Linked DNA regions of Homo sapiens: region 2 is linked to region 1. A link is an interaction called in ENCODE POLR2A ChIA-PET data of the cell type or tissue named here. Cell type or tissue: GM12878. All regions are shown on one strand. Links, peaks and the distances in the headings refer to the core of each region. The heading gives the core; the rest is flanking DNA.

Region 1 (15,132 bases), core at 5,863-10,862:
GCGCGTAGACCACTGAGCCCAGCAGCTTCCAGGTGCCGCCGCGGCGGTCCATGCGCACCATGCGCAGGATCTGCAGGAAGCGCATGCTGCGCAGCGCGGACGTGGCGAAGATGTTGCCCTGGGTACCCGCGGCGATGACGGCCACCGAGGCCACGAACACGATGAAGTCTGCAGGGGCGGGGGCGGCGAGATCACAGCCAGCCTACCCCGCGCACGGACCCGGAGGCGGGGACTTCTGGGGATGTGGCAGGGGACTGGGGAGGGAGGGGGAGGGTCCGCTGAATCTGTGCGGGTCTCCAGGGTCAGAGTCGGGATTGGGAGTAAAGGCGTCACCCTGGCTCCTGGGGTCAGGGGTCAGGTCGGGCGGGGCGCGCCTCATTACCGATGACACAGAAGGGCTTTCTGGCAAAGCGGAAGCGACCCTGCCATCCTCGGTAGCGGCAGCAGCATCCGGCGGACCAGACCCGGACGATGTACTCCAAGCCGAAAACCACGATCATCACGAATTCCTGTGGGACCAGGGGCCTGAGTTCTGGTCCTCAGTCTCCAGAACTGGGGCCCAGGTCACAGCGCGGACCCAGCCAAGAGTCCCTGGGTTAGGGGGACCAGGGCCTCCTCGGACCCCTCTCCTGGAGTTTCCTGGACTTGACGATTCCGGAGGGCAGGTGGCCCCCTCCGCCTCCTGCAAGAAGACTAAAAGCCCTAGTGTGTCCTCCCCTTCCGGTCCCCATGAACTGATCGGATTTTTCTGCTCCTCAACAGGCCCTCCCTGTCCCAGCTGTCTCAGACTCCCTAACTCTGACCTGGTGACAAAAGGGGTTGCTGGCTGTCAGCTGTCTCCCTCTGAGGGGCTTCCATTTGGTGTTTTGTGTTTAGGCAAAAACTGACCTAAAATCCACCACACGTGGAGTTTGCAGATTTTGTCCTGAGAAGGGGTGGAGCCTACTCACTTCTATTCTGGACCCATCATAAGCCCTTGCATAGAGGCAGGAGGTCCCCCAACACTTGCTATAAAGTGGAGATGATGCCCAGAGAGGGGCAGCCACAGCTGAGGGAACACAGCACAGCAAGCTGCTCTCTGAGCCATGGTATGAGAAGCCTCTTTCCACCTTCAGCCCTCAGCCCAGAGGTGCCACCTCACACGGCCCCCCTCAGTCCCGGACTCCCAGCCCAGAGGTGCTACCTCACACAGCCCCCTTCAGTCCCGGACTCCCAGCCCAGAGGTGCTACCTCACACAGCCCCCCTCAGTCCCGGACTCCCAGCCCAGAGGTGCTACCTCACACAGCCCCCCTCAGTCCCGGACTCCCAGCACTTACCAAGATGAGGAGACACTCGTTGGCAAGTTCCTGGTGCTCCTGGATAGTGGACAGCACAGACAGCACCAGGCAGCTGAAGACCAGCAAAAATCTGCAATTACAACATGAGGGAGAGGGTTAGATTGTTGGAGGGACAGGACAGCCAAGGTGCCCCTGGCAGGGGGTTACAGAGCCAAGAGAGGAGAACATTATTTTCAGAAAATTATGTGGAAATCAGAATTGGAATTCCCTGGAGTTACAGCTCTGTGCTGGGCACCAAAGGCAGCAGCCCTCAAGCCCCAAGCTACTGGACCTCACAACTATCTCAATTGCCCCCTGCTGCAGGCTGCAGCTCAGAGAGGTAGTCACTCATCTGTGAGTAGCAGGTCTGGCAGTGGAAATAGACTGACTCAGGGTTCCTCCAGGTCTAGCCATCCACAAGTGGTGGCCTTGGCCCCAGCTTGGTTTTAAGATGTCTTGGGAGAAGTGCCCCAGAGGTCAGCCCAGGGCTCAGGGAAGGTCAGCGGATGAAGGAGGGACCTTCTTTCTTATGCACTCCAAAGTGGCAGGAGCCTGGCCTCATCTGCAGAATTGGGACAACTGCCCCTGCCTTCGTGGAATTAAGTAACGAGACAGCTAGAAAAGGAAAGAGGATCATGGAGGACAGGTAGAGAAGGAATGATGCAGCAGGGAGAGGATGTAGGGAGGGGAATTGGGCAGTGTGGAGCTGGGCCATCGAGGCCAGGAACTTCCCTGCAGACAGCATGAAACTACAGAGTGGCCCAGAACCAGAGACATAGAAATGGAAGGAACTTTAGACCCTAGCACATCCAATACTTCCCTCATCCCCCAGTGCACCACGAGGAAACAGGCCCGAAGAGGAAGAAGGACTCACCCTTTGTCGCCCAGTGTGCCCAGGACAGAGCTGAGATTAGAGCCAGGGTTCCCAACCTCCCAGTGGATGGGAAGAGGACCAAGGGCATGAGGAGAGAAACTGGTGGCCTTGCGGTATGTGGATGGGTGAAGGAGAGCGAGGTGAGAGGTCACAGGCTGCAGACACAGCAGAGGCGAATGAGGTGGCCTCCAGGAGCACCCCTCTTTAGGATGGGGGTGTGCTGAACATGCACACACCCTGGAGGAGACTCCGGAGGGAACAGGCTTCTCTGGAAATACATCTCTGTGTACTGACCCGCCAGCCTTCCCAGATGTCCCCAGTCTCCCCACCTCTGCACCGTTGCTGGCACGGTGCATGCTACGCAGAACACCTCATGTCTGTGCCTGCGAGACTCTGCTCATCGTCCACGCCTACAGGAACACAAATGCTACAAAGCTCTACGGAGCCTCTGATTCCCGCACCCCACTATCCCCCCTTCAGAACTGCCAACTCCCGATGCTTGCCTCCCTATGTGTGGCCCAAGTCACCTTCTATGTGGCTTTATTTATATTCATGTTTCGTGGTGACCTTAAGGACAGCAGCTCGGGGTCAGAGAGACCTGAGTTTGGATCCCAGTCCTGCTTGTGTGTGTGGTTTTGAGACTGTCACCTGCCTTCTCTGAGCCATCTCGTTATCTATGAAGTGGGGGCTATGGAAGGAAGACATGCAAAGGGCGTGGCACTGCCCTGGCTCACTTACACCTCCTGGACAGGGGTTCCTGACCTTTTTGGGGGGCAAGTGTATCCCAGCAAATACCCCTGGTTTGAGAAGGTAGGTGGCAGATGTCGGTAAAGTGTTATGAGTGAATGAGTTCGAGAAGAGCTTATTCCTCGGCCAGTTCCAGACCAGAGCTGAGTCAGCAAAAACACGGGGTACGGGAGAACAGAAGAGAAGAGCACCAGCTCCTCATGTTCAATAATTAATCACAAAAAAGGCAGCGGCCACATGTACCTGCATCGGGACTGCAGCTGAAGCAGGGTTTAGGACCAGAAGGGTCCTTCATGAGGTTATCTCATGCAGCCCTCTCCTCGGGGAATGGCCACAGCCAGGACTTTTTAAGACTTTACCCCGGCCTTGACAGACACCCTCCAGTCCCGTTTCTCAGCTGACCTCAGAAGCTCAGGCAGCAGTGGGCCACTCTGGGGACTTCTTCTTGAATGTTTCATTAACACTTTTCTTTTTCCTTTTGCTTTTTTTTTTTTTTGAGATGGAGTCTCATCCTGTTACCAGGCTGAAGTGCAGTGGTGTGATCTCGGCTCACTGCAACCTCCGCCTCCCGGGTTCAAGCGATTCTGCTGCCTCAGCCTCCCGAGTAGCTGGGGCTACAGGCACATGCCACCGTGCCCAGCTAATTTTTGTATTTTTAGTAGAGACGGGGTTGCACCATGTTGGCCAGGATGGTCTTGATCTCCTGACCTCGTGATCCACCTGCCTCGGCCTCCCAAAGTGCTGGGATTACAGGCGTGAGCCACCAAGCCTGGCCATCATTAACACTTTTCTTGCCATGTCAGTAATTACACATCTATAAAATTTCCACTTCACAATTTAAAAAAAAAGGAAAGCAGATTATAAAACCTTAACGGCAATGTGATCCCAATGTTTGAAACAGAGATGGTTTTTACACACGTACCCAGAGTCAGCAAGGCTTATCTATGGGTGGTAAAATTAAGTGATTTGGCTTTTGTTTTGCTTTCTGCTTATCTGTATTTTCTATTTTTTGTTTTGTTTTGTTTTTTTTTGAGACAGGGTCTCACTCTGTCAACCAGGCTGGAGTGCAGTAGCATGATCACGACTCACTGTAGCCTTGACCTCCTGAGCTCAAGCCATCCTCCTACCTCAGCCTCCTGAGTAGCTGAGACCACAGGCACATGACACCACACCCGGCTAATTTTTAAATTTTTTGTAGAGATGGGGTTGAACTATGTTGCCCAGGCTGGTCTCAAACTCCTGGGCTCAAGTGATCCTCCCGCCTCTGCCTCCCAGAGCTGGCAATGTAAGCCACTCGCCCAGCCAGTATTTCCTAATATATTGTTTGGAACAAACATGGGTTGTTTCGGTAATAACAAACTAATATAAAATTTAAAATGCAGGCTGGGTGCGGTGGCTCATGCCTGTAATCCCAGCACTTTGGGAGGCCGAGGTGGGTGGATAGCCTGAGGTCAGGAGTTACAGACCAGCCTGGCCAACATCGTGAAACCCCGCCTCTACTAAAAATACAAAAGTTAGCCAGGCGTGTTGGTAGGCGCCTGTAATCCCAGCTACTCAGGAGGCTGAGGGAGGAGAATCACTTGAACTTGGGAGGCGGAGGTTGCAGTGAGCCAAGATGGCACCATTGCACTCCAGTCTGGGCAACAAGAGCAAGACATCATCTCAAAAAAAAAAAAAAAAAAAAAAAAGGCCGGGCGCAGTGGCTCACGCCTGTAATCCCAGTACTTTGGGAGGCCGAGGTGGGCAGATCACAAGGTCAGGAGATCGAGACCATCCTGACTAACACGGTGAAACCCTGTCTCTATTAAAAATACAAGAAATCAGCTGGGCTTGCTGGCGGATGCCTGTAGTCCCAGCTACTCGGGAGGCTGAGGCAGGACAATGGCATGAACCCAGGAGGCAGAGCTTGCAGTGAGCCAAGATTGCGCCACTGCACTCCAGCCTGGGCGACAGAGTGAGACTCCGTCTCAAAAACAAAAACAAAAACAAAAACAAAAACAAGAAAAGCCCACTTTGGATCCTGCCCCACCCCTTGACCACAGTCGCCTCTGCCATTTAGCAGGAGTGAGGATGTGGCAGCCTCTCCCAGGTGTCCAGCTCGTGTGTCCAAATGCCTGCTCAATGACTCTTCTTGGATGTCTGGTGGCCTCTCAAACCCAACACCTCCAAACACCAGTTCTCAATTTGTCCTCAAGTCCTCCTCACCTCCAGCCTACCCATCTCAGTAACGGCACCACGGCTCCCCCAGGGCTCAGGCTCCTTCATTCTTCCTTTCCCTCCCCCTGCACATCCCCTTCTGAGCAAATTCCATTGGCTCTACCTTCAGAATCTATCCCTGGGCAGGCCAGGTCGCACCATCCCAACCAAGCCGCCACCATCTGGCACCTACCTGGCCTCCCTGCCTCCACTGTGCCTGAATGTGACCACTCCCTTCAACGCAGCCAGGGTCATCTTCCCACAATGCACAGCTGGAAACCATCGCTCTCCACAAAACTCTCGTCGGACTTCCATCGCACTTAGAGAGGGAAAGTCCAACTCCTCGGCACTGACAACAAGGCCCTGCAAGGTCTGTGCCTCCACCCCCGCCTCCAAACTTGACCTTCTTCACTCTCCTGCTGGCTCACTGCACCCCACTTATTCTGGCCTCCTTGCCAGTCCTGGAACACACCTAACATATTTCCACCTCCAGGCTTTGAACCTGCTTTACTGTTTCCTCTGCCTCACCCAGGTCTGTTCCAATGCCACTTCTTTGGAGGGGCCTCCCCAGCCATCCCCTCTCTGAAAGAATGGCCTCATCTCCACTCTCTTGCCCCTTATTCTGACTGACCGATTGCTTGATTGATTTCACAGCACTATTGAAAGACTAAGTAAATGAATAGCAGGAGTTCACTGTAACCAAACATCAAAACACCATGTTACCAAGCCAAAGCCTCCAGTTTGTACCCACTGAAGAGGTCCCCAAAGCACATCCATCCCTGACTCCTCTGGCTGCCCCATGTCTTTCCTAAAAAGTAACGCCTCTGACCTTGACCATCTCCATTTGGCGGACGCTGCTTAAAAAGCCCCCAAACTTCACTTCTCCCTGCTTTAACCCACTGGCTAAGAGTTTCTATACCCTTGATACTCTCATTACATTTGAAGGGATATACTTGGACTAATAGAAAACATCCTGGGACGAGGCGCGGTGGCTCATGCCTGTAATCCCAACATTTGGGAGTCCAAGGTGGGAGGATTGCTTGAGTCCAGGAGGTCAAGACCAGCCTGGGCAACATTGTGAGATGCTGTCTCTACAAAAAAAATCAAAACAAAAATTAGCCAGGCATGGGGGTGTGCATCTGTGGTCCCAGCTACTCGGGAGGCTGAGGTGGGAAGATCGCTTGAGCCAGGGAGGTTGAGGCTACAGTGAGCTGTGATCTCGCCACTGCATTCTAGCTTGGGGGACAGAGCCAGACTCTGTATCTCAAAAAAAGAAAAGATCCTGTGTTCCAGGCACCTGAATAATTATCCATATCTTCCAGCTGAGGAAATAGAGCTCAGGGAGGGATAGACTTGTTCAGGATCACACAGTGAATCAGTGGCAGAGCTGCAGCTAGAACCCCAGCTCAGGCTGACCCTCAAGCTGCCTTGGCCTTCCTGGAGTGGGGGTGGTCCTCACACAGGGACAGCAGAAGAGAGATCAGTATCTGGAGGTCAGGGGTAGAGGAGACAAGGTGAAGGAGCCCCTTAGCTGGGGTCTCATGCCTGCCACAACTAGGGTGTGGCTTCATTCATCCAACAAAGGACTTTCTAAGGATTCTCTCTGGCCCCCTCTGGGACCTCAGTTTCTCCATCTATACAAATATAGATGAAACATGGGTGCTGGCTGGCCTGGGCCCTCTCTAATCTCCCCAGCAGACAGGCCAGACTAGCGGCCACTTTCTAGGACATCTTTGCCCATCATGTCTGCCTGCAAGTTGTGGCCCATGTTCTTTCTCCCTGCCCAGCCCAGGAGGCAGAATGAGACAGGCGGGTGTTGCCTGGCTGGCTCTCCCCAGCTGGTCTGATCACAAGGCTTATCCAACCTTTCCTCTCCATTTCCCCCATCTCCCCATCCCATGACTATCCCACTCGTTCAGGAGGGAGCAAGAGGATTAGAGATGAAAAAGTGAATGGTTTGCTTAGATTTGTGGTTTTCAAACTACGGTGGGTGTCAGAGTCACCTGGAGGGCTTGTTAAAATACTGATTTCTGGGACCTATTCCTACAGTGTCTGATTCAGTAAGTTTGAAGTGGAAAATATGCCTTTCTACAAAGGTCCCTGGTGATACTATTGCTGCTGTTATGGGGACCACACTTTGAGAATCACTGGCTTAGGTGATGGGAGCAGTTGCAGCTGACTCAATTATTAGCCAGCTCAGGGCTTTTAAACAACTGCAATCACCGCCTTCTCCACATTTATACCTCCTCAAGTCACTGTCCAGAAGCGGCCACAGGGCAGGAGGGGGAAAGCTCTGCTGGGGAGGTGGCTCTCATGTGGTGACCTGAAGTAATAACCATAACTGCTCCTGCTGGCCAAAGGCTTCCTATTGGCCAGACACTGTGCCAAGCCCTCTAAATGCATGTTCTTAATGAGTTCTCACAGTGACCCCATGGAACCGTACCATCATCACCCTGATAAGGAGAGGGCGGTTCAGAGGCGTATACTGTGGTGACTGCAGAGCTCTGTGAATACACTAAAATCCTCTGAACTGAACACTTTAAAAGGAGGAATTTTACTGTATGTGAATTATATCTCAATAAAGCTGTTATTCAAATGAGAAAAGAAAGGTATGACTTGTTCAAAGTCATAAGCGCAGGACCTGAGCCCAAGACCACCTGGACCACCGGGCCCTACTAATGCTCTGGGCCTCAATTTCCCTGTCAGAAACACACACAAAGGTCGGGGACAACTCAGTGATGGTTAAGGTCCCTGTAGCTTGGTAACTCTCCAGCAGTGGGGTGGAGAGGATCGGCCATCAGCTCAGCTCCAGATTCTCTGGGGATGTCCCTGGATCCAGCTGAGGTCTCTCTCTTCATACCCACTGGGCGTTTGCCCAGTGTCCACGGCTCTCTCTCTCGACATGTCCAACATGTCCCTGGAGGGACAGCTGCTGGGAGGCCAGGCCAGAGAGATGGGGATATGATGGGGGTAGGAAAGATGGCAGGGCATCTCACAGCAGAAAAGAGGTTGTCACCTGACCTCTCTGGGCTATATTCACTTCAGACACCTACACTCAGCCAGGTTTATTGTAAAACCAGAAATGAATAATCCAGGTCCCAAGGAATTAACAACACAGAACATGACACAGTGGTGACGGGATGGACGAGGCCATGACAGTGTACTCAAGGGGTCGGGGAGAGTCCCAAGAAGCCTTCCGCACAACCAAAGTGGAGGGATCAGTGAAGACTTCTTGGAGGAGGTAACTGGACAGGGGTCGGGGTGCCCCAGGCAGAGGAAGCAGGATGTGCAAGCAGTGGGAATGTGGCCGTCGAGGCAGCCCAGAACGGCCAGCAGTTCTGGATGGTGTGGCCTAAAGTGAAGGGGGCAGTGGAAAAACCAGAGAGGGCCAGACCCAGGGGCCTTGAGTAGCATTCTCAGGCACTGTGAACATGATCCCAAAGGCAATGGGGAGTCATTGTAGAGTTCTTTTTTTTTTTGAGACGGAGTCTCACTCTGTCGCCCAGGCTGGAGTGCAGTGGTGTTGGCTCACTGCAACCTCCGCCTCCTGGGTTCAAGAGATTCTCGTGCCTCAGCCTCCCGAGTAGCTGGGATTACAGGTGCCTACCACCACGCCCGGCTAAGTTTTGTATTTTTAGTAGAGACGGGGTTTCACCATGTTGGCCAGGCTGGTCTTGAACTCCTGACCTCAAGTGATCCACCTGCCTCGGCCTCCCAAAGTGCTGGGATTACAGGCGTGAGCCACCGCACCTGGCCAATTGTGGAGTTCTAAGAGAGGAAATGACACAGTCCAATTTGCATCTCAGGACCACTTGGGGAAGTACACAGAATAGATCAAAGGAGATAAGACTCAGCAGAAAGACCAAGAAAGCTCCACAATAGCTCAGACGACAGATGACTGTGGCCTGGCCCAGGGTGGTGGCAGCAGGGAAGAGGAGTGGATGGGTTGGAAAACACCGCAGGAAGTAGGGCTCGGTGATTAACTGGAAACGGGAACTAGGAAGGAGAACAACTTCTCTATTTCTGGTTTGGGCATTGGATGGATGAAGGTGCCATGAGTGCCTTCATGGGACGGGGGAGACCCCACTGGAGGAGCAGGTGTTGGGTGGTGGGCATGTTGAGAGAGAGAGAGGGCTATGGGCACTGGGCAAACACTCCATGGGTATGAAGAGAGAGACCCGGCTGGAAATGCAGATCTGGGGGACATCAGGGTAGAGGTGGTGACTGAGGTCACAGGAGCAGCTGAGACAGTCCAGAGAGCTTGTAGCAAAGTTAGAGGAGGACCCGATGGAGCCCCAGCGGTGCAGCAGGAACAGAGGCCCTCTACGCAGACTGGGAGGGATAGCCAGAGAGCTGGGAGGGAAAGCAGAAGAGAGAAGTGTCAGAGAGGCCACGTGAAGAACATGTTTCAAAGCGGGAGTAGACAACAGTGTCAAATGCTGCCAAGAGGTCAAGTGAGATAAGGCGTGAAAAATGTCCTCTGGATTTGGTGACACATTGGTCACTGGGTCCCTTGGCAAGGGCAGCCTTCTCTCAGAAGGAGAGGAAGACCAGAACAGGCCCAGAAAAAGTGAGAAAGGGGAGGGGCAGTGAGGAGGTAGAGACAGTAAGTGTAGGTTTAACAATTTGAAGATGTTTGACTGCAAAGAAGAGATCAGAGATCGTAGCTGGAGAAGGATGCAGGGTATAGGGAATCTTTTTCTTTTCTTTTAAGATGAGAGAGCCAGAGTGGAAGGAGCCAAGAGATCAAGAAGGAGAAGTTGAAGATGCGGGGAGACAGAGTGAGTAGTCAATGGAATGAAGTCCCCAAGGAAGATGGGAGGCTGGGATCCAGAGCCAGGGAGGAGCTGGTGTGGAGTAGGAAGGATCCCTCCAGCTTCCACAGGGACAGGAAGGCATGTAGGTGGGAGGAGGCTGTGGGAAGGGAGGAGGCCGACAGCCCCTACTCACTGGGGACTGCTCTGGGAAGAGGCAAGGCCCAACTCTCAGAAGTGGGCAGGAGGGTGGGGTGGGGGATCTGAAGAGATGGAGGAGGTATGGAGCTGGGAGAGGAAGGTGGGAGAAAAGACCACGCCTGGAGAGGGGTCCCATGGGAGCACAGGACCATTATCCTCAGCAGCGAGGATGGCTCTTCAGACCTGGAACATCACAGGCACTCAACACATGCATTTCAGGGTTTTATTTAGGTTTTTTGTTGCTGTTTGTTTTTAAGGCTTGATTATCCAGTAGGAAGCAGCCTGTGTGAGAAGAGGACCGCTCCCCACCCCCAAGTATCCACCAAGGCCAAGGTAAATACAGATCCAGGCCTTGCCCCCTCCTTCCTCCAGAGCCTCCTTCCTTCCCTCGTCTTTCCAGCGTCCCTCCCAGACTGAGCCCTGCCAGTGTCTGGGGACTGCCCAGCCACCAGCAGTTTCCCTGATTTCTTTTCTTTTGAGACAGGGTCTTGCTCTGTTGCCTGTGTTGGAATGCAGTGGTGCAATCATAGCTCACTGCAGCATCACTCTCCAAGGCTCAAGAAATCTGCCTGCCTCAGCCTCCTGAGTAGCCGGGACCACCACACCTGGCTAATTTTTTTTGATTTTTAGTAGAGACAAGGTCTTGCTATTTTCCCAGGCTGGTCTCCAACCCCCAAGCTCAAGTGATTTGTGCATCTGGCCTGGGGAGCGCGTGACTCTTTCCTTGCCCCCTAGACCAGGGCCCAAAGGCAGGGCTCTGTCTCCCCTCAGCTGGAGGACCCTGAGGCCAGTCTGTCCTCCATTCAGCCAAGGTCCCTAGAGGGCAGAAGCTATGGCCACCATCACCTTCTGGAAGAAAGGGGCTCCTTAAACCCCAAACCGGAGCTGATACCGAAGAAGGGACTTCAGCTAGACTTGACAGGCACTTCCTGACAAGGGGGGCAGCCTGGAGGCCCCCAGACTCTTCTAGAGAGAGCAGGCACTTACTTTCTCCTGCAGGGGAATAAGGGGAGGGGCAGTAAGCCAGGCCTCAGAGCGAGGCTCTTTCCAAGAATCCTCAGGGGCTGGGAGGAGAAGTTTCCCCTGATCCAGCGATTCTAAATATGGCAAAGGGAGCAAGAGCACGTGACCCAGGGCCCCACACCAGGGCCGCCGCCACTGCCGCTGCTGCTTCTCTGGGCCAGAGGCTTGCGCTGGGGCTTAGAAATTGCAATGGGGCCCTGATGGAGCCTCAGTTTCCCTGTCTGCAACATGTAGGTGGAGCACTACTCAGTAATGGCCAAAGTCCCTTCCGCCTTGTGACTCTCCAGCAGTGGGGTAGAAAGGAGAGAGTTGGCCCTCAGCTGAGTTTCCCTGAGGCTGTCCCTGGAGGGACAGCAGCCGCCAGCACATAGAACAAACTATGAAAAAAATGCCCCCTCTTGGAGGATGGCTTAGAAAAAAAGCATTCCCGTTAGCCTGACAAGTTATAAAAACTTGACCCCTCTAGACGGACCCATTAGCACAGGCATCCCTTCCCCTGGGCTGCCCCACCCCTGGGCATAGGCTGGATTCCAGCACCCCTCAGCCCTCTCAGCCGGCCCCTTTGTGGCGCCCAGACTGCAGAGCGACACATGACAGCCCTGCGGTTGGCTCCACAGCACTCTCCTGGCCGCCACAGATTCATGGAGAGCTGGAGACTGACCCAAGAAGGGCCCACCCATAGGTTGGGCTGAGCCAATCGGATTGTCTTTCGCAGGAATGGAACTAAGAACCACAGAGGAAAGTTGGCAGAGGTGCAGAGAGATGGGCCATGAGACTGCACTACGCTGGAACCTCATCCCCCTGCTCTCTATCCCATGAATCCAAAATGTGCTTTCTGCCTTGAAGCCTCTAAAGAATTCTCTTTCCTTACCATATCTGTCCTCTACCTCCAGAAGCCAATTTTTCTTTTTCTTTATCCCAAATGTAATAGTACAGAAGCCAGTTTTTATTGAGCCAGCTTGAATGGTTTCTGTCCCACGGGACATGAAAGGCAGTGTCTTCTAGACAAGGTGTTTGATGAGGAATAGCTTCCTCCTCTCCCACCTGCACCAGCCCCAAACCTTCCGACTTGTTCTGTCTGCTTCCTTCTGCCGTGCCAGCCTGCCTACCTGTTGCACCAGGTCAGTGGGCTGAGCAATGTGTTGACAAGAGCCAGAGTGGAACAAAGAGGACACAGGGGCATCCATCTGTTGGGACTGGCCAGACAGAGCTGACTTCTCAAACAGGGAGGTGTGGGCCCTCCCAAGCAGGATGCCATTGAAAGGAAGGGGAAACATGGGGTGGAATTTAGGCAGCCAGGATTTGAGAAACTCAAGCAAGATGGCTAGTGGAAACCTTCCCTCGGTTCCACTGAGCAGCTCCGTGCAGATTCGGGTGGCTCAGTTTTACATGCTGGCTTTGGCGTAAAAATTTCATGTGAGGCCGGGCGCGGTGGCTCACGCCTGTAATCCCAGCACTTTGGGAGGCTGAGGCAGGCGGATCACGAGGTCAGGAGATCGAGACCATCCTGGCTAACACGGTGAAACCCCATCTCTACTAAAAATACAAAAACTTAGCCAGGCGTGGTGGTGGGCGCCTGTAGTCCCAGCTACTCCAGAGGCTGAGGCAGAAGAATGGCGTGAACCCAGGAGGCGGAGCCTGCAGTGAGCCGAGATTGCGCCACTGCACTCCAGCCTGGGCGACAGAGCAAGACTCCATCTTAAAAAAAAAAAAAAATTTCATGTGAACAAAAAGCTTTGCTGTTTTTTTAAAAAGTGTGAAATCCACTGAGTTGTGGGCCCAGGCCCAAACCCCTTAGCATGATTGCAAGGAAAGCCCCACCCACCAGGCCAACTTGCTCTTCACTAGCCGGTACCCAACCTGACACTTGGCACTGCATTATCATAGCTCTGTCCCTGACAATGGCAAACGCGCTCTTTTCCCCTCCCCACCTTTACTCATGCTGTGTCTGAGCATGAGCTCAGACTGGCAGGCTTAGGTCAGAGCCCCCACCTCATGCTCCCTTAACCCCCATCCCACCTCCAGAGGGAAAAACAAATCCAACACATCTGAGCCAGAAGGGTGCCTTCTGTGTTCCAGAACTACCAGGAAAGGAGTGATCCCAGAGTGGAATGAGCAAGGGGAGAGTGGTGGGGGGTGAGGGCAGAGAGGCAGGGGAGGTGGAAAGCGGACCATCTACTGGCTATGGTAAGGATCTTGGCTTTTACTCTGAGTGAGATGGGGAGTTTGAGCAGGGAGTAGCTCAATCTTCCTTATGTTTAAAAAGATCACACAGGCTGCTGAGTGAACGGACTATGGTGGGGGAGAGGGGAGGAGGGAGCAATGACGTTTGCCCCATTGTGAGTTGGAAAGTATAATCCTGGCAAGAGATGCCAGTGACTTTTTGTTTGTTTGTTTGTTTTGTTTATTTTTATTTTTAAGAGATGGGGTCTTGTTATGTTGCCCAGGCTGGATTGTAGTGGCTATTCACAGGTGTGATCCCACTACTGGTCAACACGGGAGTTTTGACCTGCTCCGTTTCTGACCTGGGCCAGTTCACCCCTCCCTAGGCAACTTGATGGTCCTCTGTTCCCAGGAGGTCACCATATTTATGCCAAACTTAGTGTGGACACCTGATTGGAATAGCTCACCACAGCCCAGAACTCCTGGGCTCAAATGATCCTCCCACCTCAGCTGCCTGAGTAGCTGAGACTACAGGCACATGCCACTTCACCCTGTGTGACTTTTTTTTTTTTTTTTTTTTGAGACAGGGTCTCACTCTGTTACCCAGGCTGGAGTGCAGTGGTGCAATCACGGCTCACTGCAGCCTCAACCTCCTGGGCTCAAACAATCCGCCAGCCTCAGCCCCCTGAGTAGCTGGGGCCACAGGTGGGTGCCACCATGCCCGACTAATTTATATTTATTTTTTGTAGAGACAGGGTCTCCCCATGTTGCCCGGGCTCGTCTCGAACTCCTGGGCTCAAACAATTCTCCTGCCTCCATCTCCCAAAGTGCTGGGCTTACAGGCATGAGCCACTACCAGCTGATGATGGTGACTTGTATGAGGGGAAGCGGAAGTGGCAAGATATGACCAGATACTGGCTATATCTGGGCACTGAAAGGTCCCTTAGAGATTAACCAACCTTCTCATTTATAGATGGGGAAACTGAGTCCCAGAGAGGGGCCTGGCTTACCTGTGATCATACAGTAGATCAGAGACAGAGTTGGGCCTGGCACCCAGATTTCCTGATTCCTAATGCAATGTTCTTTGGATTTCTCCTCTGTCTGTAGAAGGACTCAGGCACCTGCCTCTCACTCCCACCTCAAAAATTCCCTCATCCTGGGGCCAAGATGGGACCTGCCCCTGCCCTTCCTGCTGCATGTGACTTTGTGGCAGTGGGTTCAAGCATTGCCCAGTTTCCCAGCTACTTGAACCTGGCAGGGGTCAGGGTAACCTCAAAGGAGCCTTCTGTCCTCTGAGTCAGCAGAACCTGTGCACTATATTGGGGGAGGGAGAGGGAGGGAAGAGTCCAAGACAAGGGAAAGAGTTAGTCCTTGCCACTGGGTTCTCAGTACTTCCAGGGCAGAGAGAGCACCAAGAGCTGACAGGGTCGAAGAGGAGCACCGTGGAGGGCAGAGTTCCCTGGGGAGCTCAGGTGCCAAGACTGAGCCCAGCCCAGGAGTTCTGTAGACTCAGCCATTGAGGACCCCACCCAGTGGGTGGTTTGGGGACACAATGAGGAAGAGGGGTTTCAATGCCTTTGTTACTAATAAGCAAAGCAGCATGCAAACTCACAGGCCACACCTGGGGCATCTGGTTACAGCTGCCCTGAGAGCCATGCTCCCAGTGGGAACCCCAAATCCAGGACCAGCCAGACTGAATCCAGTGGGCTTTGCAAGCTGGAAAAGGCTTGCTGTGTGACTCGAGGCCAGGAGCGCAGCTTCTCTGGGCCTGACCCACAGCTAAGGTGGAAGGGTGGTTGGGAGGGTCTTTAACTGGAAGCTGGGAGGACATCTGCAGATACTCTTCTTAGTTTCCTC
Region 2 (15,132 bases), core at 6,206-11,205, 130 kb before region 1:
CCCTTTTTAAAAAAGGACCAGCTGGTAGACAGACTTCGTGTATCTGCCTTTTCTCCTTCATGCTTTCCTGCCATTCATGACTCATTGCTAATCAATTTTCTCTCTTCCTTGTGCCAGTTTTATAGCCAGGCTTCGCCATCTGCCTGGTGGGCGAGTTGTGTTAGTCTGTGTTTGTGTTAATAAATTAGTTCGAGTAATATTATCTGTGCTGGCTGCTAGGAATACAGACAACAGTTAGCCCTGGTGTCTGCCCTAGGGAAGCTCACAGTATGGGGTGGGAAGGGGAGGCTGCTATTCCCGCACTCTGCGAAAGGGCTGCTGGATAGGGTAGCTTTACTGTTAAGGGTGGGACTGCACTGTATTTAGGGCATGTTTACTATGCCCCAGTGAGCCCTGGGCAACACAAGGGCCCCTTTGGCTCTCTTGGCTCTGAAAAGGAAGCCAGGAGTCTTGGTGGGAAACCTCTAATAGCCGGGGGAGGGAAACGCTGTCCGGGAGAAAACCCTATTTGTTAGCAGTCTGGGAGTCATCTGTCCTTCCAGGCCGACTTTTAGTAACCATAACATCAGTTAAAATAATTTTTTTTTTTTTTTTGACACGAAGACTTGCTCTACTGCCCAGGCTGGAGTGCAGTGGTGGGAGCTCGGTCCACTGCAACTTCTGCCTCCCGGGTTCAAGCAATTCTGCTTCAGCCTCCCGAGTAGCTGGGATTACAGGTGTGCGCAACCATGCCTAGCTAATTTTTGTATTTTTAGTAGAAATGGGGTTTCACCATGTTGGCCAGACTGGTCTCAAACTCCTGACCTCAAGTGATCCATCTGCCTTGACCTTAAAATAATTTTTAATAAAGATGATTTTTAACATTGTTACAAAAGTAGTAATGTGCTCAATGAAAAAAATTTCAGTGATAGAGAAATAAAATGAATTTCAATCTTTGCCTTCAATCTGTCTCACTGTTAACACTTTAGTATGTTAATTTCCAGGTATACATAATAGATATTATAATCATATAGCTACATATGTGTATGTGTTTTTATAATCAAATATATGTGGAAAGAGCTAGAGAGATTATTGTCTTTCTTTTTTATTTTTTTATTTTTTGAGACGGAGTTTCACTCTTGTCTCCCAGGCTGGACTCCAATGACGTGATCTCGGCTCACTGCAACCTCCGTCTCCCTGGTTCAAGCCATTCTCATGCCTCAGCCTCCCGACTAGCTGGGATTACAGGCACGTGCCACCATGCGCAGCTAATTTTTGTATTTTTAATAGAGACGGGGTTTTGCCATGTTGGCCAGGCTGGTCTTAGAACTCGTGACCTCAGGTAATCCACCCACCTTGGCCTCCCAAAGTGCTGGGATTACAGGCATGAGCCATTGCGCCTGGCCAAGAGATCATTTTCAAAATATAAATAAAAATATAATAAAATATTAGGCCGGTCGTGGTGGCTCACACCTGTAATCCCAGCACTTTGGGAGGCTGAGGAGGGTGGATCACCTGAGGTCAGGAGTTTGAGACCAGCCTAGCCAACATGGTGAAACTCCGTCAAACCCTGTCTCTACTAAAATTACAAAATATTAGCTGGGTGTGATGACACGCGCCTGTAATCCCAGCTACTTGGGAGCCTGAGGCATGAGAATTGCTTGAACCCAGGAGATGGAGGTTGCAGTGAGCTGAGATCGCACCCCTACACTCCACCCTGAAGGTTAGAGCAAGACTCTGTCTCAAAAAAAAAGTATATATATATATATATCTATATATAATATTAAACATATAAAAATACCTGTTATAACATGTTATCTATATAATAATATATCTTATAGATATACAATATACCTGTTATTCAAATTGCTTTGTCTTCCAAACGGAGAACTAATTTCCATGTTGGCAGGTGTAGATGGATCTCCCTCATTCTTTTTATCAGCTGTATAGTATGGACACACCATGAGGTACCCAATTCTCTGGTGATACTCATGCAATTCCTGTCTTTTGTTATTATAAACAATGCTGCAAAGAACCACTATATATTTCTCTTTGCTCACTTTTGCCATTATTTCAATAAAATAAATTCTCAAAGGTGGAATGGATTTGATCAAAGGGCACATAAATATAAAGTTCTGATGAAATAGATGAATTTCTTTCCAAAAATAATATTGCAATTTGCATTTGCCCCAGGAGTGATGAGATACCAACTGACACGCTCCCCAACACTGGGTGCCTTTTAATTTTTGCAGTCTGATACATGAAATATATTATCCCATTGTTGTTTTCATTTGGATTTCTGTGGAGTCAAACATCTCTTCCTGAGTTGATTGGCCATTTGAATGTCATCTTCTATAAAGTGTATTTTCCCATGTCGTTTGTCTATTTTTCTTTTCTTTTCTTTTTTTGAGACAGAGTCTCACTCTGTTGTCCAGGCTGGAGTGCAGTGGTGTGATCTTGGCTTACTGCAACTTCCTCCTCCCAGGGTCAAGTGATTCCCCTGCCTCAGCCTCCCAAGTAGCTGGGACTACAGGCACCCACCACCATGCCTGGCTAATTTTTGTATTTTTGGTAGAGACAGGGTTTTACCATGTTACCTAGGCTGGTCTTAAACTACTGACCTCAACTGAACCACCCGCCTAGGCCTCTGTAAGTGTTGGGATTACAGGTGTGAGCCACCACGCCTGATTATATTTTTCTTACTCATGGTTTTCTTCCTTCCTTTGTACTTTTTAAATATTTTAAAATAATTAATTAATTTTCTTTTTTTTGAGGCAGAGTCTCACCCTGTTGCCCAGGCTATAGTACAATGGCGTGATCTCGGCTCACTGCAACCTCCACCTCCCAGGTTCAAGTGATTCTCCTGCCTCACCCATCCAAGTAGCTGGGGTCACAGGTGTGTGCCACTACACTGGGCTCATTTTTTGTAACTTCAGTAGAGATGGGGTTTCACCATGTTGGCCAGGCTGGTCTCAAACTCCTGACCTTGTGATCTGCCCACCTTGGCCTCCCAAAGTGCTGGGATTACAAGCGTCAGCAACTGCACCCAGCCTGTACTTTTTTTTTTTAAGTTGATTTGTAGGAGGTCTTTGCATATCAGGTTATTAGCTCTCATCTGCCATGTGGAAAGCAAATCAGTATTTTTTATAATTTAGTGTTTGTCATTTGCCTTGCATATGTTTTTTCCCCCTACAGAAGTTTAAAAATATTTATGTAGTAAGATCTGTCCATCTTTTCCTTGATAACTTCTGGGATTTGTGTCATATTTTAGAAAGATTTTCTCCACTCCATGATTAGGAAAACATTCTCTGATATTTTCTTCTAGCATGTTTATGGTTTTGTTTTTTACCAATGCATACTTAATCCATCTGGAATTTATTTCAGTGCATGCAGTAAGTTAGAGATTCAGTTTGGTTTTTTTCCAGATGGCTCATCAACATGTAGTTTCCCCTTACATATGTGAAATGCCACCCTTATCATACACCAGATTTTCTTATGTGTTTAGGTCTATTTGTGAATTCAATTCCACTTTACTTCTTTGTCTTCAGTTTCTGAGCTAACACGCTTTAATTATCGTAACTTTGAACATGCTCATAATCTTTTCCAAACCTTTCTCACTATAATAGCAACAAATCTCCTGAGAAGCTGCACACCCTTTCTTTGGCTCTGTTAATGTCTCTACAATGAGGCCAAACAGTCTCCTCAAGGTGACTGTAAATCTTTCCGCCCACTTTCCTTTGTTTATTCCACACTGCGCACCTGCTCTGTGTCTTGGCTGTGTGGGATCAGGAGAGACAGAGGGAACAACACAGATGCAGACCCAGCTTTACATGCTAACTTCAGTGATTAACCCTCAAGGCCACTGCAATTTTCATGATGACAAGTTCAGGGACACTGAACTTGCTCCCAGGGACTCTCCTGGAAACCATGCCCGGATCTCATTGCTTTCGGATGCCCTCGAGCCATGGCTCAGCCAAGGCCAGTGGTAACAGAGCCAAAAGAAGTTAAATTTTAAATAAACCTGACTTCCTCTCCAACATTGTTAGAGAAACCCTGATCCAGTTCATTCCGTTCCCATTAGATAAGAAAAAGCCAAAAAAGATGCAGTCATTGGGAACTGTGGTATGCTGTGAGCTTTTGGAAATGGATTCTTTTCTTTCTTTGCTTTGCTTTGCTTTGCTTTGCTTTGCTTTGCTTTGCTTTGCTTTGCTTTGCTTGCTTTCTTCCTTCCTTCCTTTCTTTCTTTCTTTCTTTCTTTCTTTCTTTCTTTCTTTCTTTCTTTCTTTCTTACCTTTGTTTTTTCCTGGAAGGGAAGAAAATGGAAGAAAGACTCTTGAGAAGGCTAACTTGTCTGGAAATGGTCTTTGAAGCTCAGCAGTGAGAAGACAGCATATTATGGGTCTGGTCCTGTGACCTTGAGCACGTCATTGAACGTCTCTGGACCCCATTTCACAAACATTCAGGCCCAACAAATAGGCGCTGTGCCAGAAGCTTTATTTATGTACAGTCTTATTGGATGCTCAGAACATTCTTATGAGGTAGAATCATTACTCCCTGGTTTACGCACAAGAATACCAAGATTCAAAAGGGAAATAGACAGTATGCCTGAGGCCACTTATTTGGAAGGAGCAGAGCCAGCAGAGGGTGCTTCTCCCTGTTACTGGGCAGAGTAGCGGGGGTGGAGTGGGGCAGGGTTCATCACCCCTGCCAGGAATCAGGACCCACGATGAAGCTACAGCCATTAAGACAGTACGGTATCCACATAGGGACAGACACATTGACCCCTGAGAAGGAGTAGAGAGACCAGAATCAGATCCACATATATATGGTATATATATGCGGCAGGAGTGGCATATCACAGCGAAGAAAGGGAGGATGGGCCAATAAACAGAGCTGGAAAAATTACTTCACAACATAAACAAAGATCCGCACTAGATGTTTTAAGGACTTAAATTTAAAAAAATAAAACTTTAAAACTATTAGTAGAAAATATAGGTGGACTGCCTGTGGTCCCAGCTACTCAGGAGGCTGAGGTGGGAGGATCTCCTGAGCCCAGGGAGGTCGAGGCTACAGTGAGCCATGATCATACCACTGCACTCTAGTCTAGGGGATAGAGCAAGCCCCTTAAAAAAAAAAAACAAAAAACTTCTACAATTCAGTAAGAAAGAAAAATGGACACAAAAGGTATGAGCAGGAGTTTTTTGTTTGTTTGTTTGTTTGTTTTGAGATGGAGTTTTGCTCTTGTTGCCCAGGCTGGAGTGCAATGGCACAATCTCGGCTCACCACAACCTCCACCTCCCGGGTTCAAGTGATTCTCCTGCCTCAGCCTCCCGAGTAGCTGGGATTACAGGCACGCGCCACCACGCCCGGCTAAGTTTTTGTATTTTTAGTAGAGACGGGGTTTCTTCATGTTGGTCAGGCTGATCTCGAGCTCACGACCTCAGGTGATCCACCCCCCTCAGCCTCCCAAAGTGCTGGGATTACAGGCGTGAGCCACCATGGCTGGCCAAGCAGGCATTTAAGAGAAGAAGAAACACATATAGCCAGTAAGTTTAAAGAGATGTCGAACGTTGTTAGTGATCAGGAAAACACAAACCAAGGCTCGGTGAAATACCATTTTACATCCCTTCAATTTTCAACAGTTTAAAGTTTCATAATATGGAGTGTTGGAAGGATGTAGAGCTCCAGGATCTCTTGCATATTGCTGGTGGAAATTTAAATTGGTGACACCATTATGGAAAGGTCTGGCATAATCTTCTAAAACCAAACATTCTTATAGCTTATAACCCAGCAGTTTTACCCTAGCTGCACTGTCCATTCAGTAAAACTGGAAACCATCTGGGATCAGTTGCATTTGCTCATAATTATTAATTCCCTCTTCACCTTGCTAGGCCTCTTCGTTGGAAAAAGACCCTTTCCTAGGAGAGCTGCAGCTGACTCTTGGCCTCACAGAATGAGAACTAGAAATAAATGTTTGCTACAACAAGCCATTGAAGTACTGGGGTTGTTTTTTTCCTGTAGGAAAGGATGAAAACACACCCTATGCTAAATGGGATAGGACAGTGATGAATAGACCTTGGTATGCTCATGTATGGTACACAATAGACAGCAATCAAGATGAATGAACTGCAGGGACATGCCTCAGATATGAATTAATCTTGCCAATCTAATAGTAAGTGAGAAAAGTAGATCTCAAAAGATTATAGGCTGGGCACAGTGGCTCACGCCTGTAATCCCAGCACTTTGGGAGGCTGAGGTGGGCGGATCACAAGGTCAGGAGCTCGAGATCAGCCTGGACAACATAGTGAAACCCCGTAGTCTCTACTAAAAATACAAAAAATTAGCTGGGCGTGGTGGTGTGCACCTGTAATCCCAGCTACTCGGGAGGCTGAGGCAGGAGAATCGCTTGCACCCGGGAGGCAGAGGTTGCAGTGAGCCGAGACTGTGCCACTGCACTCCAGCCTGGGTGACAGAGCAAGACTCCGTATCAGGGAAAAAAAAAAGATTATATTATTTCGCGAAGTTAAAAATGACTAACATTAAAAGTACTCTTTTGAGCCTTTGAGCAACAGCAACACAAGATGGTAGCCAATTTATGAAAACAGAATATGCAGCTACAAAAATAGAATATGGACCTAAATACTCCACAGCACCTCCGTTTGTAAGATTTGTAACAAAAATTAATAAGAATGGAGTTAGTAGTTCTAATGGAGTGGTGGACCAAGAACCTTATTAGTGCTAGCAAAATGGCAGAATCCATATAACATCAAAGTTGTCCTGCAAGAGCTTCAGCGCCTAAAGATGTCTAGTGAAAACATGAAACTCCCTCAGCTGCCTGAAGGACAGCATTACAGCAATTATCCAAAAGGAAAACCACAGGCCCTTTTCCTTCCCCCTGGAGTTTGCTTTAAACGACTTCATTTTCCACAGTAGTAAATTTTCTAGATACATCTCGTAGACCTCAAAGTACAGGAAAAGAAGCTCACTCAAAGGAAATTTATCTTAAGATACTGTAAATGATACTAATTTTGGTCCATTTGAAACATATAAGTTGTGCTATAACCAAAAATGTACTCTTAAGGAATACATATTATTGCAAGAAATTATAACAAGGAAAACGAGAATGGTGAGCAGACAGGACCCAGGCTGATGGGGACCTGGTGCCAGGGAAGGAAGGCTGACTCATCCATGAAGCACCATAGGCACCATGCCTAGGGCCCAAAATACTTTTAGAGGTCCATGAAAATGTGTTTTTTGTTTTGTTTTGTTTTGTTTTTTGAGACAGAGTCTCACTCTGTCGCCCAGGCTGGAGTGCCGTTGTGCTATCTTAGCTCACTGCAACCTCTGCCTCCTGGTTCAAGCGATTCTCGTGCCTCAGCCTCCCGAGTAGCTGGAACTACAGGCACGCGCCACCATGCCTGACCAATTTTTAATTTTTGTATTTTTTGTAAAGACGGGGGCCTCGCTATGTTGCCCAGGCTGGTCTCGAACTCCTGAGCTCATGATCCACCAGCCTCAGCCTCCCAAAGTGCTGGGATTACAGAAGTGAGCCACCGCACCCGGCCATTATTATCTTTTTAATCAGAAGAAACTAATGAACTTTTTAGTTCAAAGAAAATGTTTTACTATATAACAACATATTCTTTATTACCAATGCAATCATAAAATATACGTATACATATATATTTTTGTACACGTCTGGTATACATATATATTTTTGTGCACGTGTATATGTGTGTTTAGGAAGAGGCCCACAAAAGCAAAATGTCCCGGATCCATGCTGCAGGGGATGCACGTATGGTTATTTGTACCTAAAAAGTCAAGGTACTAGCTTTGGTTTGGGGTGAGATGTTACATTATTATTATTTGTTTGTTTTTGAGAAGTGGTCTTGCTCTGTGCCCCAGGCTGGAGAGCAGTGGCACAATCATGGCTCACTGCAGCCTTAACCTCTCAGGCTCAAGCTATCCTCCCACCTCGGCCTCCCAGGTATCTAGGACTACAGGCCTGTGACACTACGCCCAGCTAATTTTTTCTATTTTTTGTAGAGGTGAGGATCTCACTGTGTTGCCTGGGCTGGTCTCAAAATCCTCAAGCAATCCTCCTACCTTGGTGTCCTAAAGTGCTGGAATTATAGGCATGAGCCACTACCAGGCCTGGCCTCTTTTTTTTCTTTTCTTTTTTCTTTTTTTTTCAGAGACAAAGTGTTTTTAGAGACAGGGTCTTACTTTGTCACCCAGGCTGGAGCACATTGGCACAATCACAGCTCACTTCAGCCTCGAACTTCCGGGTTCAAACAATCCTTCCATCTCAGCCTCACACGTAGCTAGGAATATAGGCTCATGCCAACACACCCAACTAATTTGTTATTACTTTTTGTAGAGACAGGGTCTCCCTATGTTGCCCAGGCTGGTCTTGAACTCCTGGGCTCAAGCCACCCTCCTGCCTCAGCCTCCTAAAGTGTTAGGGTTACAGGCATAAGCCACCATGCTGGCCCTGGACCTGTTATGAATGTGCCATTGCCCAGGCGTGGTGGCCCATGCCTGTAATCCCAGCACTTTGGGAGGCCGAGGCAGGCAGATCACTTGAGGTCAGGAGCTTGAGAACAGCCTGGCCAACGTAGTGAAACCCCATCACTACTAAAAATACAAAAAAAAATTAGCTGGACGTGGTGGCGTGCACCTGTAATCCCAGCTACTCGGGAGGCTGAGGCAGGAGAATCACTTGAACCCAGGAGGCGGAGGTTGCAGTGAGCTGAGATCGCACCACTGCACTCCAGCCTGGGTGACAGTAAAATACTCTGTCTAAAAAAAAAAAAAAAAAAAAAGAATGTACCATAAACCAAGGATTATAATCATCTAATTTCATGGGCCTGGGATACCCCTGAAAAACAATTAGCAAAGATATTAAATGTGAATTTGTAAATACTTCCAAATAAAATCTTTTCAAAAGTTTTATTTAGAGATCTGAGCTTCCTTCTGTGCACATCAATTTTTAGATTTTTTGTCTGAAACAGCTACACAAAATTCCTGCGCAAAATTTTAAAATGAAATTGAAATTTTAATGGAAGACTCTAACAGTACTTGCTTTTCTGGCATGAATGAATGAAATTGCTTGCAATGATGTAAGTGGACTTTGAACTCAATTGAACTTTGTTGTTTCAAGTATTTCGAAATACTCACGATTTCAGAGAACCAAGCTCTGGAGCCAGAGTGAGTAGGGAAGAGACACAGTAGTTGTTGGCCGAGCACTGTGGAGAGTCTGTGGGCCAGCAGCAGCACCAAGCAACTGTCAGTGGCCACAGATGCATGTGGCCCGTGTGCAGCAGCCAGCTCGGGCAGGTGGCATCATGGATGAGGTGTTCTCCAAGGAGCTGGACCAGTGGATCAAGCAGCTGAACCAGAGAAAGTAGCTATCCAAGTCCCAGGTCAAGAGCCTCTGCAAGGAGGCTAAAGAAATCCTGACAGAAGAATCCAATGCACAAGAGGTTTGGTGTCCAGTCACTGTCTCTGGAGATAAGCATGGGCAATTTCATGTTCTCATGGAACTGTTTAGAAAATTACCAGATGGCCGGGCGTGATGGGTCACGCCTGTAATCCTAGCACTTTGGGAGGCTGAGGCGGGCGGATCATTTGGGGTCAGGAGTTGGAGACCAGCCTGGCCAACATGGTGAAACCCTGCCTCTATTAAAAATACAAAAATTAGCTTCCCAGCTACTCAGGAGGCTGAGGCAGGAGAATCACTTGAACCTGGGAGGCGGAGGTTGCAGTGAGCTGAGAGCGTGCCACTGCACTCCACCCTGGGTGATAGAGTGAGATCTCCATCTCAAAAAAAAAAAAAAAACCAAAACAAAAATAGAAAATTACCAGATACAGATACAGGCTGGATGTGGTGGCTCACACCTGTAATCCTAGCATTTTCAGAGGCCAAGGCAGATGGATTGCTTGAGTCCTGGAGTTCAAGACCAGCCTGGGCAATATAGCGAGATCCTGTCTCAAAAAAAAATTAATAGAAAATTACCAGATACAAATTACTTGTTTACAGGAGATTATATTGACAGAGGATATTATTCAATTGAAATAGTTATGCTGCTCCTAGCTGTTAAGGTTTCTTACCATGAATGCGTCACCATTCTTCCAAGGAATCATGAGAGCAGGCAGATCACACAAGTTTATCATTCCTATGAAGAGTGTTTAAGAAAACATGGAAATGCAAATGTTTAGAAATATTTTCCAGATTTTTTTTTTCAAAGACTGGGCCACCCAGATTGGAGTCCAAGGGCACAAAGATGGCTCACTGCAGCTTCAATCTCCCTGGCCCAAGTGAGCCTCCTACTTCAGCCTCCCAGGTAGCTGGGACTACAGGCGTGCACCATCATGCCCGGCTAATTTTTTGTATTTTTTTGTAGAGATGAGTTTTTCACCATGTTGCTTAGGCTGGTCTTGAACTCCTGGGCATAAGTGATCCACCTGCTTTGGTCTCCCAAAGCGCTGGGATTACAGGCATGAGCCGCCATGCCCGGCCTTTACAGGCCATCTTCCTCTCACTGCCTTGGGGGATGGGCAGCTCTTCTGTCTCCATGGTGGCCTGTCGCCATCTGTAGATACACTGCATCACATCAGAACACTGAATTGCCTACAGAAAATTCCCCATGAGGGTCCAATGGGTGACTTGCTATACTCAGATCCAGATGACCATGGTGGCTGGGGTATATCTCTTTGAGGAGATGGTTACACCTTTGGGCAAGATACTCCTGAGACATTTAATCATGCCAGTGGCCTCAGGTTGGTGTCTAGAGCTCACCAGCTGGTGATGGTGGGACATAACTGGTGTCATGACTGGAATGTAGTAGCCATCTTCAGTACTCCAAACTATTGCTATCATTGTGGTAATCACACTGCAATCATGGAACTTGATAATACTCTAAAATACTCTTTTTTTGCAGTATGACCCAGCACCTCACAGAGGCAAGCCACATGTTACTCATTGTACCCCAGATTACTTCCTGTAATGAAATTTTAAGCTGGGCATGGTGGCTCACGCCTGTAATCCCAGCACTTTGGGAGGCCAAGGCGGGAGAATCACCTGAGGTCAGGAGTTCAAGACCAGCCTGGCCAACATGGTGAAACTAAAATATAAAATACACTAAAATCTACTAAAAATACAAAATACACTAAAATCTACTAAAAACACAAAATTAGCCGGGCATGGTGACATGCGCCTGTAATCCTAGCTACTGGGGAGGCTGAGGCAGGAGAATCGCGTGAACCCAGGAGGCGGAGGTTGCAGTGAGCCGAGATCGTGCCATTGCACTCCAGCCTGGGAGACAAGACCAAAAATCCATCTCAAAAAAAAGAAAAAGAAAAAGAAAAAGAATTTTAAATTTGAACAGGATTGCCATGAATTGTATATTGACTTAATGGAAATGGGGACAGCAACAGTAACTCCAAAGTGTCAGAAAATAGTTAACATTCAAAAAATTTGTTTTCACATGGACTAAAAGCTGTGCCATATAAAAATACAAAGCTTTTTGTCACCAAGCCGTGATCACTTTAGAATAAACCAGTTCATTGTATGCTGGAGCAACATGGTGTTTGCAGTTACTTTTGCTTTCTTTGAGAGACCGCAGATAATAAGATGTAAATTCACTTTGTGAATACAATTTAACCTCCATCTAGCTATAGCTTTACTCAGCATGACTGTACATAGGGGTAGCAGAAAACAATCACTGGATCACTGGAACTTAATGAAATTAAAAAAAATAAATGCCAAGCCCTCCCCTCTACTTAAGGGTTTTGAAATCGTTCTGTTTATTTTCAGGGATACCATTTAATTTAATTATAAGACTTGCCTCCACTCAGTTTGTCGCCTTCTCAAATCTGAGCCACATGCCATTCTTCGTTATTGTCAGAACCTAGTGAGTGGTTTTGAACAGAGCTGTTTTTGCCCCTTCCTGTAAAGTGATGTTTTATTGCACAAGAGCACTGCAGAGTTTTCATAATAAACTTGCGAGCTCAGAAAAAATTACTCATGAAGCTCTTATTTGCAGTGTTTGTTATTAAAGCAGGCACCCTAAAGAGTATAGCCAGCAGGGACAGATCCAGGTTTTGTGAAAGCCTGAGGTTTATATAAGTGTGTGTGTGTCTGTGCGTGTGTGTGTGTGTGTGTGTGTGTGTTTGTATGGTGAGGAGGGCTCTTTATGAAAAAGACTGCAAAATTCTAAGTACAAAATTAGGTACTACAGGAGATTGCATTACTGGACCCAATACTTCCCCCCTCCTTGGGTCTACATCTTTGCCATATGACTTTGCAGTTTGGGCCACTAAAGTGTCAGAGTGTATTTCTACTCTTCTTGACTCTGGCCTTGGCCATGTAACTTGCATTGGCCAATGGGATTGAGTGGAAGTGACAGCATGTTACTTCTGAGTCTGGGTCTTTCTTCTTTGTACCTTGTCTTCAACATGAGGGCATTCACTGGTTAGCACAGTGGTCCCAGGAGGAAGATGAGGGATACAGGGAGCAAAGCCATCCAGCTGACCCAGCTTAGATAACCTAGCTCACAGCTGCTGTGGCCTAAAGCATCCCAGCTGATCTGCAGATCTATGCCAATAAATACTTGTAAGCCGCTGAGTTTGGGGACCATATGTTACACAGCAGTACTCTACCAGTAGCTAACAAATGCAGGTATAAACATGAAGGTTTATTTGTAATGAGAAAATAAATCACAACAGATAAGATTTTAGCAGCTGACAAATAGCTCAAAAGTCACAGAATCCAGAAAAATACATAAATTTTCATTAATTGCCATCTGACATACCTCTATAATATCCTATATGTTGGCTACATTTTCTTTGGTTGCCTCTCCAATATAACAACTTAAATTTTTTTTTTTTTTTGTAATTTTGTGTTTCTACAGAGAGGAGGGAGAGAGGATTCTCTCTTTCTTCTGAAATGGTTTATTGAAAAATACTTTTTAATTGGTAATTTAGTAAAGTTTCGTCTAGCATCATAACTGACTTTAGGTCATGTTGTTTCAATTATTAAGATTGTTGCCAAAGTTGTGAAAACCTCCATCAAGTTTCTTTCAGGACATTTTCAATTTTCTTGTACAATTAATTGTAAATCTTCTTTTAATTGATTCTCATTATCCATTTGTCATCAATGTTCTTTTGTAGTGGTACATTGTAAGTTTCATGCTTTCTTAGTTCAGTAATGTGTGTCAACTCAGCAAAAGTAAATATTTTTTCCACTGTGTCCATGATCTACTCCTTTTTATTATTCATTATTATTATTTTGAGACACAGTTTCACTCTCCTTGTCCAGGCTGGAGTGCAATGGCCCGATCTCGGCTCACTGCAACCTCCACTCCCACATTCAAGCAATTCTCCTGCCTCAGCCTCCTGAGTAGCTGGGATTACAGGCATGAGCCGCCACGCTCAGCTAATTTTGTATTTTTAGTAGAGATGGGGTTTCTCCATGTTGGTCAGGCTGGTCTCCAACTCCCGATCTCAGGTGATCTGCCAGCCTCGGCCTCCCAAAGTGCTGGGATTACAGGTGTGAGCCACCGTGCCCAGCCTATTGTTATTATTTTTAGACAGGGTCTCACTTTGCCACCCAGGCTGGAGTGCAGTGGTACCATCATAGCTCACTGTAACCTCTAACTCCTGGGCTCAAGTGATCCTTCTGCCTCAGCCCCCAGAGTAGCTAACTGGGACTGCACTGCATGCCACCATGCCTGGCTAATTTTTTTTTTTTTTTTTTTTTTTTTTTGCTATGGGGTCTTTCTGCCATATCTTATGGGCTAGAAAAAAATTTTATTTAAAAATAAAATAAAATAGATTTGGGGGTCCTTGCTATGTTGCACAGGCTGGTCTCGAACCCTTGGGCTCAAGCAATCCTCTCACCTTGGCCTCCCAAAGTGCTAAGCTTACAGGCATGAACAACTGTACCCACCTATTCCTTTTTAGTAATTGGATTACCAAAGACTCCAGAAGGCTATTTATACCTGCTTTGCAAATTTATCTTTTCCTCTTACTGAGTTACTGCTTTTGGAATGATCTGAAATTCTTTTGTTACCATTTTCTTCCATCGATTTTCTGTTGATTTCTACTGGTTTCATTGTTCATTTTTATGGCCTTTATTTTATGCTCTATTAAGCTTTAAATATTTTTTGTCAGCTATTTAATATATAAATTTAAAGGTAACAAAAGGAAATATGTAATTTCTTAATTGTTTTATTGGAAATCAGATGTCTGTCCTTCAGAGAGGCCTTGACCACTCAAATCATGGAGCTCTTCCCAGCACTTTTTAACCCTTGATTTGACTTTCTTTTCCTTTACAGCAGTTGATCTGATGTTAAATTACGCACTCACGTGTTTGTTGTCTGTCTCCTCCAGTTAGAAGCTAAGGAATTAGCTCCTTGAGCCCTAGAACATTGACAGATAAATAGATATTTGTAAAGTCAACGAATGAATGAGTTCCCTAAGTGCCAACCAGTGTCCACACTGTGATTTCTGTCCAGCTGCTTGACGCACTTCCAGGACTGGTAAGAGTCAGTGACTGCTGAGAATCCACAGTGCCCTGAACCCTACCAAAACGCCCCACCCCCATCTCCTTTGTACTAAACTGGGTCTCCATTTGTGACATCTTTTCCATTAAAAAAAAAAAATGTGTCCTGGAGTGGTGATCCCAGCACTTTGGGACGTGAAGGTGGGAGGATCATTTGAGCCCAGGAGTTTGAGAACAGATTGGGCAACATAGCGAGACCTTGTCTCTAAATAAATAAATAAATAAATAAATAAATAAATAAATATAAATTAAAAAGGGACAGACTCAGACTTTTTTGATAGATTATACAAGTTATTTCTCTCTCAACCCAAAGTCTCTGTTCAACCTATAGTTACTTTGCCTACTTTTATATTCTTAATATAGCATGATTTAACTTTCTGTATTATTCTTACCCCCCCTTAAACGAGTAACCCCATTTGCAGCCTCCAACTCAGCATATCCTAAACTGAATGCATCACGTCTCCCTGCACGTGAGCGGGTTCATCTTCAGTTGTTCAGCCACTCAGGCCATGAGTCCAGACGCATTCTCAGCAGTTCTCTCTTCCAATTGCTGCCCATTCTCCATCAGTCACTTATTTCTGTCATTT

The links. ChIA-PET counts read pairs that join two places held together with the same protein. Peaks named below come from ENCODE experiments on the same cell type or tissue, not always from the same donor. Only the 100,000 strongest peaks of a DNase experiment are listed, where the experiment ranks them.
Region 2: POLR2A ChIA-PET joins it to region 1 with 7 read pairs; 3 of 35 experiments call an interaction of 5 or more read pairs at or near these places.

The regions. Positions count from the first base shown.
Region 1 is chr1:40,803,541-40,818,672 of GRCh38, reverse strand. KCNQ4 (potassium voltage-gated channel subfamily Q member 4) reads right to left here. Exons shown (of 14, transcript NM_004700.4): 2 at 1,318-1,408; 3 at 383-509; 4 at 1-168. It also overlaps the pseudogene RN7SL326P. Among named protein-coding and RNA genes, the nearest start is that of KCNQ4, 27 kb to the right of the region's middle. RefSeq lists enhancers at 121-170, 4,799-5,298. In GM12878, for the core only: no CTCF peak of the experiment used is centred there; a DNase peak (open chromatin) is centred at 8,962; H3K27ac peaks cover 821 bases.
Region 2 is chr1:40,933,955-40,949,086 of GRCh38, reverse strand. It overlaps the pseudogene LOC100128362 and the pseudogene UBE2V1P8. Among named protein-coding and RNA genes, the nearest start is that of CTPS1, 38 kb to the left of the region's middle. RefSeq lists an enhancer at 3,757-4,256. In GM12878, for the core only: no CTCF peak of the experiment used is centred there; no DNase peak of the experiment used is centred there.